Regions from separate parts of the Homo sapiens genome. Here region 2 is linked to region 1. A link is a loop called in an ENCODE intact Hi-C map of the cell type or tissue named here. Cell type or tissue: heart left ventricle. All regions are shown on one strand. Links, peaks and the distances in the headings refer to the core of each region. The heading gives the core; the rest is flanking DNA. Region 1 overlaps PTPRD (protein tyrosine phosphatase receptor type D). Region 2 overlaps PTPRD (protein tyrosine phosphatase receptor type D).

Region 1 (5,392 bases), core at 190-5,189:
TTTAATGTCTGGTGCTTTAAAGAATGGATGTATAAATGGGAACACAAGTGAGTGAGTGAATAAAATGAGGTCTCTAAAATCCTTGCAGGAAAAAAAAACAAAAACAAAAAAAAACACACAATTCTGTGTTCCTCTGAGACCTGGTCCTAACAGTTAACACCACTTATACTTTTGAAAAAGTTTGCAAGGCCAGTTGTCAAGAGGTTATCTCCTTTGATGGCAAAGCTTTCCTTCAGTCAGTGTCCTATAAAGAAAAAAAGTCGCCAAATCGTACATGTCATTTGAATACAGTATTTAAATATTAGCTCTTGGTTGCAACCTGACATACTCCTCTCCTGGCTAGCTCTGGCGATATTCAAGACTTTACAAGGCCCTGTGAAATCAGTGAGGCAAATTTCTAACAATAGGAAATACAAGCCATCAAATATGCCAGCTGTTTGGCATGAAAGACAGCCTGGCTGTGCCTTACAGGCATGGCACAGCCATTCACTGATAAGCTGGCACAGCCAATCCTGTCCCATGCCACCCAGCAAGTACATCAAAAACAAGATTAGATACTGCAAATCCTAGTGTCTAAGTAACACTGGGTTTCAGAAAATGTCCACAGCTCAACATAAACAAGAGGCCCATGTGTGAGACATACGTCACTTTCCCCCAAAAAAAGTGTGTGCTTCACCAGGCACATTTACCACCAGCATATTTTCCCACTGCAGTTCCTACGGCTCTTGCTCTTGTGAGTCTGGCTTGCCAGAACCGAGATCAATTTTATTAGATACCATTAGTCTCTGTTAGGGCGGTCATTTGAATAACAACAGATTGGCAAGTATAAAACCAAGGCACCTGTTGTACATTTGGCAGCCTGGATGAGGCCCCTTAAAACGAAAACAAATAAGAACTATAATCATGCCAGGCAATTGCTTTTGGTTCAATAATGGCCATGTGTCAGAATTAAGTGCATCTGGGAATTGCTACCACAGCCAGATGTAAAGGCAGATTTGTCTTGTCTAGTGGCATATGAGTAGATACACACACTCTACTGAGATTTGGCTTTGTCCTGGTTTGGTAAGGAACTAGGTAAATGAAACTTCACTCAAAATAATATAAAATTAAAATTAATTACAGAGGAGCAATAGACAATACCATCGTAAACTGTAGAACCTAAACAGATGGGTTGTAAGATTTGGGCCGTGAACTAATTCACCTCTGAGTTTTCTGGGCACACTAATTTGTTTACAGAATACTCAACGATAACATCCCAATATTACTATTGCACCGAGCCAGGCCATGTAGTAGGAGCTGGAGATGTCACTGGGAATAAGACATGGACATTGGCTTCCAGGTACTCCTAATAAAACAGAGTAAAAATAAGCAATTACAATGCATTATGATAGACACTATATGTAGAATTTATTCGGTATTCTTTTAGTGCCCAGAGAAAGGTACCCAGACTTGGGAGGAGGGAAATTTTCTAGGAAGAGTTGTCAGCTAAGCTATGCCCTGAAGGAAGAAAAAAATCAGGCAAAAATGGAAGGGTTGGGGACATTCCAAATGGAAGAGAGAGAGCATGCTCAAAATTACAGTAGAAAGAGTCAATGTGGTACATCTGGGAAACAGCAAATACTTTAGTATGGCTCAAGTGTGTGTGTGTTAGGGATGGAAGGAGTGGGGAAGAGAAAATGAATATGAGTATGGCAAGGTGGCAAGAGACAAAGCAGAGGAAAGGACATCAAAGGCCAGGTGCCTTTTGGTAAGGAATATTTCATGCTTTTTACAGACAGAAACAGGGAGCCACTGAAATATTTGAAAGCAAGGAATGACGTGATCAGATTTGAGTTTCTTAAAGATCATGCTGGCTGCAGAGCACAGAAGCAACTACGGTGAGGTCAAAACCAAACACAAGGAGACTGCACCCCAAGCATGAGAAGATGGGGGCCTTTCAACAGATGATACCTAATAACATGAAAAGACAGTGAATAATTTGGTGGAAAGGAAGTTAGTATCTATTTTGGTATCCTCGATATAATACAAGTGTAACTGAGAGAAAACAGATTTTGAATGATAAAATTCAAAATTGAAATTAATATTTTCCTAAAATATTTTTTTTTTGGTACATATAAATCAAATTCAGGTCGAGTCTGTTAAATAGTAAAAGTCGGATTAAAATAAACATAAGCAGTCCTTTCTTAAATCAGTAACTGAATATACATAACAGTATTTATTAAACTTATCATTCTTAATTTATAAGTATTATTTTAAAATGTGTATTGATAACCTAACTATAAAAAAAACCCTTGCTACATATTACCTAAAAAAGTACACCCTGCTTCATGCTTCTAGGAAGTTATGTTTATAGATTAACTGGTAGAAAAACATATGGCTAAATAGGCCAGTGTATGCATGTGAGAAGCATTTTAGAAACCTGGGCAAAGAAGACTTAATTGTTCAGATATCATGAAAGCCATAAAAGACCGAGTAATTTTCCATGTAACTTTATTTTATGTATCATGTCTGATTTAAAACTTCGGGGTACCTTCTTGTCAGAGAAAAAATAATTTTCCAAATCATCAAACAAATATAAGATCCTGTATTTTATTATTTATAAAATCATAATCAGAAATAGTTCTCTGAGGACTTACAGACAAGGAGAAGAGGCTAAACTATTATAAAATAGGTTAAATGGAAAAAATAATCAAATCATCCACCCTTATTGATAATGAAACTAACGGGTGAAATGAAAACAAGAGTATTTTAGAAGACATTATAATTAACAAAAGTTTCTCAGATAAAATGGTATAGGGCAGGCTGCCAATAAGCAGAATGCATATATAACAGTCACTTGGCATAATTCCATTTCTTTGATGGGTGACTGCTCTTCAGATATCCCTGCTGGATCGATAGTTCTCTTTATAAAAATGCTTCTGATTTCTTACCTGTTGGGCAGCTATGAAAATGGCAGCCTTTTTGATTTTAAGAACTATTCTTGGTGGAAATATTTCATTTAAACACTTCTGCTCCAGGACTGACCCCAGAGCTCTGGCAGTTGTATCACTGGCAGAATAGGATAAAATTTTAGAGCTGGAGGCCATCTGCAGAAAAAAAAGGTCATCGAATCAAAACCCCTTTGGTAAAAAAATGTTTTTTTCAATGCCTCCAGTCCCAAGCAGAGAAAGGAACAGAAGATACTCTTCAGAAACGGTAGAGAGGCAACGTACTTATTAATGCTTAAGATTTTTCCTTTTTTTTTTTTTTTTTTTTTTTTTAGTTTTTTGCTTTTTGAGACAGAGTCTTGCTCTGTTATACAGACTAGAATGCAGTGGCACGATCCCAGCTCACTGCAGCCTTGATCTCCTGGACTTAAGTGATCCTCCCATCTCAGCTTCCCAAGTAGCTGAGACCACAAGTGCACACCACCGTATCTGGCAAATATTTTTTTTTTTTTTTTTTTTGGTAGAGACAGGGTCTTGCTATGTTGCCCAGGCTGGTCTTAAACTCCTGGGCTCAAGTAATCCTCCTGTCTTGGCCTCCAACATAGATTTTTCTTGAATTTGAGTCAAGAAAGCACCATGTCATTGGGCGTACTTGCCTGGACGATGTGAGATAAATATTTTTTTTAAAATCATGTCATATACAAGAGTGAGGAGGTTAAGAGTGAGTGAAACAGATAAAAGTTGGGATGCTTGACTTAAAATCTTGACCCTATGTTCCATCTTTATTACTTTTATCTATGCAACCTTGGGCAAATTACTTAATCTCTCCATGGATCAACCCTCTTCTGTGAAATGATGATAATAAAACCATCTGACTTACACAGAATGTTATTTTAGACATTAAACATAATACTAAAGGTGAGGTACTGAGCAGAATGCCTGGCATATAATAAATGCTCAGTAAGTTTTAGAAATAATCACTATTACAACTATTACATATCAACCACTATGCTATAGCTGTAAATTTGAGAAAATTAATGAAATTTTTCCCCATAAAGGAATTTTAATTTTTACCTATCTCAGGGTCCTGAGCATTGTGAGAGGTTTCTAATGAATAATTATTCTTCACATTTTATGGTTTCAATTCTACTCAACTCAAAAAAAAATTTTTTTTTTTTTTTTTTTTTTGAGACGGAGTCTCGCTTTGTCCCCCAGGCTGGAGTGCATTGGTGTAATCTCAGTTCACTGCAAGCTCCGCCTCTCGGGTTCATGCCATTCTCCTGCCTCAGTCTCCCGAGTAGCTGGGACTATAGGCAAGTGCCACCATGTCCAGATAATTTTTGTATTTTTAGCTGGGACTACAGGCGCCCACCACCACGCCCAGCTTATTTTTTGTATTTTTAGTGGAGACGGGGTTTCACCATGTTAGCCAGAATGGTCTCGATCTCCTGACCTCGTGATCCACCGGCCTCGGCCTCCCAAAGTGCTGGGATTACAGGCGTGAGCCACCGCGCCTGGTCCATAATTCTTTAGTTCAACTCAATTCAACGAAAAGGAATAGCACTTGAACTGAGCATTAGAAAATGAGAGAATAATAGGATTTCAATGGATACAAGTGAGGACAGCTGGTAAGAGAAAGGAGATTCCAGGAACAGTATTGGTAGAACTAAAGAGGTGCCCAAAAGCACAGCCTCCTCAATGACTGCAGGGAATGTGATACTGCACAAGGGCAGAGTATCACAGGGCTATGGTGAGGGAGAAGGCTAGACATGCAATTTGGGAGCAGACTGCAAAGGGCTCTGATGGCTGTGTTGAGTATTGAGCACTTGATCAAGTAGACTTGAGCAAGTTTGCCTTTCATAAAGCAAAAATTAGGAAGACTCAAAGAGGAGAAATGAGAAAACACAAAAACCACCTAAGAAGCTGCGTATGGAGTGCAGAACACATAGGAAAGGTAGAAATGGAAAGGAAATAAAGTGAAAAGATTACAGGAGGAGAATCTACAAAATTGCCTGAGGATAAGAACAAAAGGAAGAAAAGAGATAGGGATGACACCAAGGTTTCTGATCAAGGGATAACTCAGATGAAGTATGAAGAAAAGAGAAATAGATATGGATGGAAGATAGTATTTTGGGTTTACAAAATACAATGTTTGGGATACAGGAGAGCCTCCCATTTCCCAGTCATGTAACAAGCAGATAGAAATGCACGTCTGGAACTCCAGAGACAAGCGAGGAAATTTATTTTGAAGGTTATCTATGTAGAAATTATTGTTTCTATGAGAAGTGGATAGACATATGGCAGGAGACAGTACAGATAGCCACCTGAAAGGGGATATAGATAAAATGAAAATAAAAGAGTTTAGAATGGAGATGGAGACATAGATGCCAAACATCAAATGGAGACAGAGTTCCATGTTGATGAAGAAAGTGAATGTCAAAGAAGTAACTGACAAAGAACAACTT
Region 2 (5,392 bases), core at 99-5,098, 110 kb after region 1:
ATAACGGTTGATTTTACAGAAATTTACCAATATTGTAGGGTTAAAGGCATGCTTTCAGAAATTAGATGCCTTTTAGTTCATATTCCCTTGGAAATTTACTAGCTGTGTCACCTGGGACAAGTCACATAACTTCTCTAAGCCTCAATTTCCTTCTTTGTACAATGGTGATAGTATTAGTTCTAGGTCATGAGTTTTGTCGTCAGGAACAGATAAGGTAGTACTTATTGAATACTATGTGTGGAACAAGGCAAACACTGAGAAATATTAGTTATTATCATTAGTTATCATGATTGCTAATTCATAATACAGTTAGAAATGTGTGGAGCTGCAGTGTAATGGTAGAATAACTGGGCTGCCATACTTAGGAACCTCTGGTATATTCAGAGAGAGAAGTGGTCCCAGTAACAGGGACGTGTACTAGGACATTGTGCTTTGCGTAGGCAGCAAGATCAGTAAAAGAAATCCAGGCCAAATTCTGACATGGGTACCCAGAAATCTGACATCCAAGGTTCAAAGTGCAGTTGGAAGATAGAAGAAGATGTCGTGCATTAAAAACAGAGCTGAAGATCAAATATTGAAGTATTGAAGAAAGCATTCTAGCTGCCCTAGCTCCATTTTAAAGATCTGTTAGTCCTGAGGCAGTGACTCTTCAGTCTGTGGGAGAAATAAAGGCTCAACATAGACTCTGGCTGAAGCCAGAGACCTACTTTCTAGCTTAATCCTGACATTCATAAACTATTGAAGCTGGCAAATTATGTGTCATTTTGATGATTCAGTTTCCTAATCAGTAAAATGGTGATAATTATAAGTGGTTTGTGTACCACACAGCATTGTTGGGTTATTAAATGAGGTAATGGATAAGAAAGCACTTAGAAAATTCCAAGGTACTATATGAAATCATTAATAAATCTATTCATTAATATTTATGAAGTTTTATCTTGTTCCTGGGATTGCAATACAAAGATGAAAAGAAAAATTCTATTGCTTTAAGGCACTCATTGTCTACTAGGGAGTCAAATATCAACAATCAATTACAATTAATATATAATAAGTAGTTTATAATATAATGAAATACCAGCTGCCACAAAGACATGCATAAGGTTCAGTAAAATCCAAAGTGGAAGGAACACCTAAGTTGCCTAGGGGGACAGGGGAAGACTTCAGAGAGGAGCTACATTGCAAGCTTATATTTGATTTATGACTGCGAGCTTTCCAGGTGGACAAGGAAAAGAAAGGATGTTCCAGGGACAAAGGGCAGATGTACATAAAACACAATGGTATCTTTGTGGATTGAATTAGAAACAAAAGTTGCAAGTAAATCAAGCCAAAGGCCACTTGAGGTCTTACATTCTTTCCCCGTGTCATCATGGTCATTTCAGTTGCAGAACATGTTGGGAAATGACTGACCTTGATCCTGGAATACTCCTCCCATTTGGCCTGGTTCTGCACTTCTTTCCACTAGGTCAGAGTTAGCCTTGCACCCGCAAATATCACTGTCTCTAGTAGTCAACAGTGAGCATGCCCTGTGCTCTGACTTCCACCAGGCACATGTTTTACATTCATCAAGGCAGTTCTTCTGCATCAAGGTTGAGGACATTAACTGAGCAACCACTGTGGCTGATTTCATCATTTGTGCCCCATAGCTGAACAGAAGGTTTTAGTTTCCACTGCCTGCTAGGCTACTTAACCCTTCTAAGCAGAAATATTCAGACAAAGAAGCCCAACTGTTACTATAATTTTGTCGATGTAAAGACATCTGCATATGACTTCACAGCATCTGGCACTGTTTGAAACACAGAATCCAGGACTGCAGTTTCCATTTCTCTAAGTACCCCATGTGACAGTTTAGAAAACATTCACTCACCATGACAGCATGAAAACCCCACTTCCAAACAAAGCAAAATAAGAAAAAGTATGTATTCTGCAGCAATAATTATATAGGAATATATATGAAATTTACTGTATGTGGAAAAATCCAGTCAATGCGATGTCATTTCATGTATTTTTAAATCATCTCCCCTTTATGTCAACATGGGTTCTCATAAAGTATCTTTTACATTGGAGCATGTAAAAAGAGCCATTTCTTCTTTCTAATGCATTTAACAAACTTTTATTTAGCTCTTGTTATGTGCTAACCATCCTGTTGGACAATGGGAACAAAGATATGAGACTCCTTCAAGGAAGGTAAGACGTAAGTGAAAAAATAATTACTTGGTGAGAACAAGTCATATACACACGCAGGCATCATTTCCTTTGCAGAGCCACTGTGTGTGGTTTTGATGAGGTGGTCAGTCTAGGTGCTCTGCCCTCTGAACAACCCTGACAGAGAAAGCACATGATTCAGAGAGGCTAATATGTGCCACCTTGGGACTTTCCTATGAAAACATGCAGGACAGATTGTCTCTTTTCACATGGATTGGAAGGTGGGAAGATGGTACTTTGGATGTGATTTTGGCAGTCATCTTCCCTACCAAATGACTAAAGATAAGACATGGGGGAGGGAATAAAAAAGGAGAAAAGGAAGAAGAGAGAAAGAGAGAGAGAGAGAGAGCGAGAGCACTCTTAGGACATCATTTAAGCTTTGTATCAAGGGTGTCCATGTAAAAAATTGATTTATCACTTAATTACAAATTTGTTTCTTTGATATCTGAATGTGGGGTACTAAAATTACCATATTCTAAAATAACAAATTAGCTGAGTCAAGGAGGGCTGAAGAGAAAATTCATCTCTTTTATGGGGAATTTGGTTAGGATGAAGAAAAGAAACTGGTTAATCTACATGTATTACGTTTTAGGACTCAAGCTACCAAAGGTAAAGCTTTGAAAAACTATTACAGGCATTTCTTGAAAACAGTATGGAATCATCTGATAACACTGAGGTGATATGAATACTCCTTTAACCGGCAATGTGGCTCTTAGGAACTGATGGGCATGCACATCAGGATATACACAAAAGATTTCCCAGCAGCACTGTTTGTAATAGCCTTGAGCTAGAAACAATAAATGTCCACCAAGAGTAAAATGTATAAAATATACAATGGAATACCAGACATCAATGAAAATGAATAAACTATAACAACATTTACATGGTAGCCTTACTGTCATAATGTTGAAAGATAGAAGCTAGACATAGGAAATGCATAAAATATGATTCCATTCATTTACAGTATAAAAAAGGAAAACTGAGACTTGTAATTTGGGAATACTTGATGAAAGTAAAGAGAAGCAAGGAAATGATTATCAGAAAAGCTAGGATATAGTTACTTTTCAGAGGACATTAGTGGTTTGGAATCAGGAAGTAATACATGGGAGGATTTTAGGTATTATTATAGCAAGGTTTAATTTTCAACTGGGTGGTAATACGGGTGTTCACATAGAGTTACTCATGGAATTACATTTATACATGTTTTATGCATTTTGTATGTGTTATATTTCACAGAAAAAAACATAAACAAAACATGTAGGGATGTTGGATTCTATCAAAAACTTTTTCCATGTCTATTGAGATGACCATATGGTTTTTGTTTTTTAATTCTGTTTATGTGGTGAATCACATTTATTGATTTGAATATGTTGAACAATCTTGCATCCCAGAAATAAAGCCTACATGATCACAATTAACTTTTTTTTTTTGAGACATGGTCTTGCACTGTTGCCCAGTCTGAAGTTCAGTGGTGCCAACATGGCTTGCTGCAGCCTCAGCCTCCTGGGCTCAAGTCATCCTCCCACCTCAGCCTTCTGAGTAGCTGGGCTACAGGCACACATCACTATACTTGGCTAATTATTTTTTGTAGAGATGGGGTCTTCCTATGTTGCCCAAGCTGGTCTCAAATTCCTGGGTTCAAGGAGTCCTCCTGCCTCGGTCTTCCAAAGTGCTAGGATTACAGGCATGAGCCATTGCACCCAGCCTAAATTAACTTTTTGATGTGCTGTTGAGTTTGGTTTGCTTGTATTTTGTTGAGGATTTTTGTGTCTATGTTTATCAGGGATGTTGGCCTGTAGTTTTCTTTTTTGTTGTTTCTTTGCCAGGTTTTCATATCAGGGTGATGCTGGCTTCATAGAATGAGTCATAGAGGAGTCCCTCCTCCTTGATTTCAATTTTTGGAATAGTTTCAGTAGAATTGGTACTAGCTCTTCTTTGTACATCTGGTGGAATTTGGCTGTGAATCTATCTAGTTCAGGGCTGTGTTTTTTTTTTTTTTTTTTTTTTTTTGCTGATTCAATTTTGGAACTTGATGTTGGTCTGTTCAGTGTTTCAAATTCTTCCTAATTCAATCTTGGGAGATTGTGTGTTTCCAGGAATTTATAAATTTCCTCCCTATTTTCTACTTCATGTCCATAGAGTTGTTCATAATAGTTTCTGAGGATATTGTCTATTTCTGTGGGATCAGTTGTAATGTCACTGTTGTTGTTTCTGATTGTGCTTATTTAGATCTTCTCTTTTTGTCATTGTTAATCTAGTTAGTAGCCTATTGATCCTGTTTATCCTTTTAAAGAACCAATTTTTGGTTTCATTGATTCTTTTTATGGATTTTTGGTCTCAATTTTATTCAGTTTAGCTCAATTTTAGTTATTTCTTTCATTCTTCTAGTTTGGAGTTGGTTTTGTCTTGTTTTTCTGGTTCTTCCAGATATGATGCTGAATCATTAATTTGAGATCTCTCTGACTTTTTGAAGCAGGCATTTAGAACTATAAACTTTCCTCTTACCACTGCTTTTGCTGCATCCCAGAGATTTTGTTTTGTTGTGTCTCTGTTTTCACTTACTTCAAATAATTTTATTTCTACCTTGATTTCATTGTTTATCCAAAAGTCATTCAGAAAAAATTAATTTGCATATAATTGTGTGGCTTTGAGAAATCTTTTTGGTATTGATTTCTATTTTTATTTCACTGTTGTCCAAGAGTATGGATGGTATAATTTTGATTTTTTAAAAAGTTTATTGAGACTTGCTTTATGACCAAGCATGTGGTTGATCTTGGGGTAATTCCTTGTGAAGATGAGAATATATATTCTATGGTGATGGGTGCATGTAGATGTCTATTAAGTCCAGTTGGTCAAGTGTCAAGTTTAAGTTCAGGATTCCTTTGTTAGGCCAGGCACAGTGGTTCATGTCTGTAATCCCAGCACTTTGGGAGGCCGAGGCAGGCAGATTACCTGAGGTCAGGAGTTCGAGACCAGCCTGGCCAACATGATGAAACCCCTTCTCTACTAAAAGCACAAAAAAATAATTAGCCAGTTGTGGTGGCACATGCCTATCTCAGCTACTAGGGAGGCTGAGGCAGGAGAATCAGTTGAACCCGGGAGGCGGAGGTTGCAGTGAGCTGAGATCGTGCTACTGCACTCCAGCCTGGGTGACAGAGCAATACTCTGCTTCAGAAAAAAAAAAAAAAAA

Evidence for each region. Hi-C counts contacts between places; a loop is a spot of excess contacts. Peaks named below come from ENCODE experiments on the same cell type or tissue, not always from the same donor. Only the 100,000 strongest peaks of a DNase experiment are listed, where the experiment ranks them.
Region 2: a loop joins it to region 1, with 6 times the contacts of the local background. A loop is called at or near these places in 1 of 110 quality-filtered maps.

What each region holds. Positions count from the first base shown.
Region 1 is chr9:8,845,079-8,850,470 of GRCh38, forward strand. The region is part of intron 11 of PTPRD (protein tyrosine phosphatase receptor type D); the gene reads right to left. Among named protein-coding and RNA genes, the nearest start is that of PTPRD-AS1, 10 kb to the right of the region's middle. In heart left ventricle, for the core only: no CTCF peak of the experiment used is centred there; no DNase peak of the experiment used is centred there; H3K27ac peaks cover 517 bases.
Region 2 is chr9:8,960,006-8,965,397 of GRCh38, forward strand. All of the region lies in intron 11 of PTPRD (protein tyrosine phosphatase receptor type D), which reads right to left. Among named protein-coding and RNA genes, the nearest start is that of PTPRD-AS1, 100 kb to the left of the region's middle. In heart left ventricle, for the core only: no CTCF peak of the experiment used is centred there; no DNase peak of the experiment used is centred there; H3K27ac peaks cover 1,837 bases.